Linked DNA regions of Homo sapiens: region 2 is linked to region 1. A link is an interaction called in ENCODE POLR2A ChIA-PET data of the cell type or tissue named here. Cell type or tissue: GM12878. All regions are shown on one strand. Each heading gives the region's core, and the rest is flanking DNA. Links, peaks and the distances in the headings are about the cores only. Region 1 overlaps CD101-AS1 (CD101 antisense RNA 1). Region 2 overlaps IGSF3 (immunoglobulin superfamily member 3).

What was found. Peaks named below come from ENCODE experiments on the same cell type or tissue, not always from the same donor. Only the 100,000 strongest peaks of a DNase experiment are listed, where the experiment ranks them.
Region 2: POLR2A ChIA-PET joins it to region 1 with 11 read pairs; 8 of 35 experiments call an interaction of 5 or more read pairs at or near these places.

What each region holds. Positions count from the first base shown.
Region 1 is chr1:117,054,118-117,057,034 of GRCh38, reverse strand. The region is part of intron 1 of CD101-AS1 (CD101 antisense RNA 1); the gene reads left to right. Among named protein-coding and RNA genes, the nearest start is that of CD101-AS1, 3.9 kb to the left of the region's middle. In GM12878, for the core only: a CTCF peak has its summit at 1,502 (motif pointing right); a DNase peak (open chromatin) is centred at 1,534.
Region 2 is chr1:116,585,370-116,588,286 of GRCh38, reverse strand. The region is part of intron 8 of IGSF3 (immunoglobulin superfamily member 3); the gene reads left to right. Among named protein-coding and RNA genes, the nearest start is that of CD58, 16 kb to the right of the region's middle. In GM12878, for the core only: no CTCF peak of the experiment used is centred there; no DNase peak of the experiment used is centred there; H3K27ac peaks cover 1,526 bases.

The DNA of each region.
Region 1 (2,917 bases), core at 161-2,660:
TGTCACCCAGACTGGAGTACGGTGGTGTAATCATAGCTCACTCTAGCCTCAACCTTTCAAGCTCAAGCAATCCTCCCACCTCAGCCTCTGGAGTAGCTGGGACCACAGGTTTGTGCCACCACACCTAACTAATTTTTTGATTTTTTTTTTTTTTTTTTTTTTTTTTGTAGAGAGGAGGTCTTGCTGTGTTTCCCAGGCTGGTCTCAAACTACTAGGCCCAAGCAGTCTTCCTGCCTCAGCCTCCCAAAGTGCTGAAATTACAGGTGTGAGCCAACACACCCAGGAACAAGTCCAACCCCACAAAAGTGGAGCTTAATTCCTAGGAAAATGAAAGAATTATACTTTCTGTGGTCAGCATTGTGCTGGCTGGCATACATTAAACATGTCAGACCTCCATAAGATACCAGTGGTGAGAGGATGAGCTAGAACATTCACCTTTTGACATCTCGGTCACTACCTTATTGTTTTAAAATAATCAGCAATTCCAAGTTTCAAGTGATTTGTAAAATTCTAGCGGCTATGCTTTATTGATTATTTTTTAAATTAAATTGTTCAAATTTATGTTTCAAATGAGCAGATCATTCTAAGAATCATATTTACTTTTCTGAACTTCTGGTGTTTTTGCTTGTTGCTTTGGGATAGGATGGGAAGGAGTAATTTTAATTGGCAGATAAAAGATTGTTCCCTATTAGGCACATTCTGAGAGGGAAAGTCATATTCTAACTTTTCCTGAGGTGTGTTCTGAGATAGTACTTTTATATGCATTGTCACATTTAATTGTCACAACTAGCCTAGGGATGGGATTTTTTATCCCCATTTTTAAGATGAAGATACTAAAGTTTAGAGCAGTTAAGGAGGTGGCCCCAAGGCCAACTTACCTTACAGAGCTGCTCCTAAAACTTTGGAACCGGATAGTCCCCATGGATTAATTTTGACCTGGCTCAAAGTCACAAAGCTGACAGCAGCCAATCAGGGACTAAAGGCCATTTTTCAGAACTTTCAATCCAGTTCTTGCCACTATAGTATTTTTTCTTCTTCTTCTTCTTCTTTTTTTTTTTGAGACGGAGTCTCGCTCTGTCGCCCAGGCTGGAGTGCAGTGGCGTGATCTCGGCTCACTGCAACCTCCACTTCCCAGGTTTAAGCAATTCTCCTGCCTCAGCCTCCCAAGTAGCTGGGATTACAGGCACCCACCACCACGCCCAGCAATTTTGTGTATTTTTAGTAGAGATGGGGTTTCGCCATGTTGGCCAGGCTGGTCTCGAACTCCTGAGACCTCAGGTGATCCACCTGCCTCGGCCTCCCAAAGTGCTGGGATTACAGGCCTGAGCCACTGCGCCCAGCCTATAGTATTTTTATAAAGCATAAATTATTCAGCAATGCATTCAGATATTTAACCCACACATCGGTAAGTGTTTAGGTATTTGCTGTGGTGTAGAGACATGGCTCAACAAATCCAAGACAAAAACCAAAAACCCAAGTCCTGCCATTTTATAAATGACCACTAGGTAGCAGCCTAGTAACATAAAAACCAAACTGAGGCCCACCCTCCTCTGTTTCATTCTTTTTGTTTGAAGATATATAATGGTAATTCAATTTCATTTCATTTCATTTTGTGCCTTTCAAACATATGACTGTTTTCAACTTGTCCTTTGACATAGGCTCGATCAGGATGATACTATAGTGAGAACAAATGTGGTTATAATTTGTAAAGCCAAGAGACTTTACAAATTATTTTGTTATACCAATATTTTTTCAGTACTAGATTCCAAATTTCACTGTTCTTAAAATATTATTCCAAAAGTGGTTCAATGCAGGCTCTTTATCTTCTTCTTTTTTTTTTTTTTTTTTTTTGGTAAATGTACAGGTATTTTTTTCAGTTGGAGTCTTGTCTGTTACCCAGGCTGGAGTGGAGTGCAATGGTAGGATCTTGGCTCACTGCAACCTCCGCCTCCTGGGTTCAAGTGATTCTCCTGCCTCAGCCTCCTGAGTAGCTGGGATTATAGGCTTGTGCCACCACGCTCAGCTAATTTTTGTATTTTTAGTAGAGATGGGGTTTCACCATGTTGTCCAGGCTGGTCTTGAACTCCTGAACTCAGGTGATCCACTCGCCTCGACCCCCCAAAGTGCTGGGATTACAGGCTTGAGCCATCGCGCCCGGCCACAATTCTTTTTTTTTTTTTTTTGAGACAGAGTCTCACTCTGTTGCCAGGCTGGAGTACAGTGGCATGATCTTGGCTCACTGTAACCTCTGCCTCCTGGGTTCAAGTGACTCTCCTGCCTCAGCCTCCCGAGTAGCTGGGATTACAGGTGCCCGCCACCACGCCTGGCCAATTTTTGTATTTTTAGTAGAGATGGGGTTTCACCCTGTTGGCCAGGCTGGTCTCGAACTCCTGAACTCAGGTGATCCACCCGCCTCGGCCTCCCAAAGTGCTGGGATTACAGGCATGAGCCATCACACCTGGCCCACAATTCATTGTTTAAGTAAATTTATAAAGTTGTGCCATCACCACCAGAATCCAGTTTTAAAACATTTCTATCACTCAAAAACTTTCCTCAAAGCTGTGTGCAGTCAATCCCAACTGCCACCCCCAGCTAGTCCCAAGGCAACCTCTGATATGCTTTCTGTCTTTATAAGTTTGCCTTTTCTGGACATTTCATATAATGGAGTCATGTAATATGTAGTCTCTTGCCTCTGTCTTCTTTCACTTACATAATGCTTGTGAGGTTTACCCATGTTGCACATGTATCAGTATTTCACTCCTTTTTATTGCTGAGTAATATTCCATTGTGTTCATTCACCAGTTGGTGGACATTTGGATCATTTTCCCTTTGGAATTATTAGGAATAATATTGCTATGAACATTAATGTTAAAGTCTGTTTTATTGTTTTTGTTTTTGTTTTTTTGTTTTTTGTTGT
Region 2 (2,917 bases), core at 125-2,624, 470 kb after region 1:
CATCTGCATCCCCCTTCTTCCTTAGCTCCCAGCCCGCCCAGACAAGCCTTTCCTATCTCCAAACTGAATCATTCCTCCTCTGGCCCTTCCTTGATCCCATGGTGTAGCCCTTATTCCTCTCCCTCACAGGTGGCACTCAACCTCTGCCAGAATGCTTCCAGGGAGGGAGAGCTATTCAGTCCGCAAGCCTCAGTTCCATTTTTGGGCAGCTCTGATTGTTAAAAAGTTCACTTTCCTGTAATTTCCCTTTTTAGATCTGCCCCTGGAACAACCAAAGAGAAGTCTGCGTCATTTCCTTTCAAATACATGAAATGTATGCCCCTTCTCTGTTAAAGATCTCTAGTCCTTTCAACTTCTCACATAGTGTAGCCTGAAGGGCCTCTCCACCCCTCATTCTCACATCCCTGCAATTCGTTGTTGTCACTGCCTGTCCTTCTTGATGGGCCATGGGGGGTGCTGTGTTGCCACCCAGAGCCTCATCTCCGTGCCTTCGCTTGTGCTGCCCTCATTGTCTGAAATGTGTTTTTCCTGCTGCTTCTCCCTTGTCTTCACTCCATCCCTAAGACTTCATTCAGCACCACCTCCAAGAAGCCTACCCTGATTTCTCCCATACCAGTAGGGGTCCCTTCTAAAACACATAGCCTAATAATGGTTTGCATTTCTTCTGTACTACTCTGTAAGCATGTTGAGGACAGGGCTGTGTCTTATATCTTCAGCCACTGGCATGGTACTTTTAGTAAATATTGGTTGAATAAGGAATAAATGGTTGCTTTCCTTGATCACCCTAAGGCCTTTGTACTTATTGTTCTGTCAGCCTGGAACATGTTGGCCATAGATATTCATTTGTCTTGCTCTTCCGTGAAGGGGGATTCCTAGCTCATTTTAACTTAAATGTAGCCCCCTCATCACTCTAGATTTCCTTTCCCCGGCCCTTTCACAACACATATCACCACCTGACATTCTGTTAATTTACTTATTCATATATAAGTAATTATGAAGTATTTACTTATAATTGACTTATCAGTTACTATGTCTTATTATTTTTATACTAGAATACATATATATATACACACACACACATTTGTTTTCTATCTCTTCTACTAGAATTGAAGCCTCCTGAGTAAGCATAGGGACTTGGTTTTCTTCACTATTGCTTGTCTCCTAAGGAGGCCTATTCAGTAAGCCAGTGGAACCCGATACCAAACTCCACATGTGGCCTGTGCCCTGCTGAATGCAGTGAGTCTGTTCCCCTCCTTTGCCTGAGGTTATTATATTTCCAGAGATTCTCACTGGCCTCTCGGTGGCATTTTCTGCTAACCTCTGCTGGTGCATTAAACAGGAAGCTCTGGTCTGAAGTGATTCCCATTGGCATTTTCGGTGACATATGTCCTGACTTCAGGCCAGTCCCTGGGGCTTTTGAACATTGAAGGTTGTCATTAGGCCCACCAGTGTTCTTTTGGTTCCTATTTTTCATCTGTTTTCAGTTCTGATTATTTTCTCTACTGAAAGAACATGATCACCCCCACCACTCTGCATTTCCACTCTAGTCATCACCATTTTTTCCTTTCCTCATTTGTACTGAAACCAAGAGATTCTTGGAGGATCCTAAATTTATTGAGGGGATTTCCCTCTCTGAGACTACAATCAAGCTAAGTGGGACAGTGCGGAAGGACTAGAAGGACCCCCCTCAACACATTTAGTGAAGTCTCTGTTACAGTGAACTTTAACACCGTAAACATGGAACTCAGAGGACACCGAGTAAAACAGCTTTCCTCGTTTCTTTCTTTGTGTTGTTTTCTTTCTTCTTTTTTCTCTGCTTCTAGTTCTTTCCTTTTCCCTGCTGAGAAAGCCTACACTTACAGAGCTTTTGGAAAATACATACACACACACACACACAAAAATCCCCCCCAAAAAAACAAAACTCAACAAAGAAAATAACCTTTCAACCCTGAGACAACCAGAGTCAATATCTTCTTTTACATATGTATTTTTTGGATGGGGAGGGAGAAAGGGAGAATGGTTATTTAAAATATATTTTGTTATTTTATATTTTCTGACTTTTTAATTACAAAAGTAATCATGAATGTTGTAAAACATTCAGGCAGTATTGAAGTGTGTAGAAAGTAATGAGTGAAAGTGCCCAACCTCCCCTCCTCTGATGTCACTCAGAAGTCTCATTCCTGAGGTGCTATTGTGCATTCATAGTGTCACAGCTTCTAGATACCTCTGGTCCTGATAGACTCATTTGGGCCCTTGTGAAATTACAAGCATGCCATCGGGGCATGCTGTCATTAAAGACATTTTTCTACTGGAGGAGACTCTGCTTGGCTGAGTTTTCAAAGCACCCAGTTCCATCAGTAGCAATCTTTTCTTTTTCTTTTTCTTTTTCTTTTTTTTGAGACAGTCTCACTCTGTTGCACAGGCTGGAGTGTGCAATGGCACGATCTTAGCTCACTGCAACCTTCACCTCCCGAGTAGCTGGGATTACAGGCGCACACCACCACACCTGGCTAATTTTTGTATTTTTAGTAGAGATGGGGTTTCATTGTGTTGGCCAGGCTGGTCTCAAACTCCTGGCCTCAAGCGATCCACCCACCTCGGCGTCCCAAAGTGCTGGGATTACAGGCGTGAGCCACCTTGTCTGGCAGTCTTTTCTTTACTGATGTCATATCAGTTCCATTCCCAACCTGAGAAGGAACCTGTGTGGGTTTTTGTAAGGATGTTGGACTACAATTCGTAGGGCTAACACATGAACAGATTAAACTGGCTTTCCCCTGCAGTTCTTTTGTAGTTGGTGGCCCAGCATTTTCTAGCCACCATATGATCAGTTTTAAAAGTTTACTCTTGCTTTTCAGAGGTTTCTCACCATCCCCTTCCCCCGCCCTTCCCAGCCACCTGCCCCGGCCAGCGACATGTT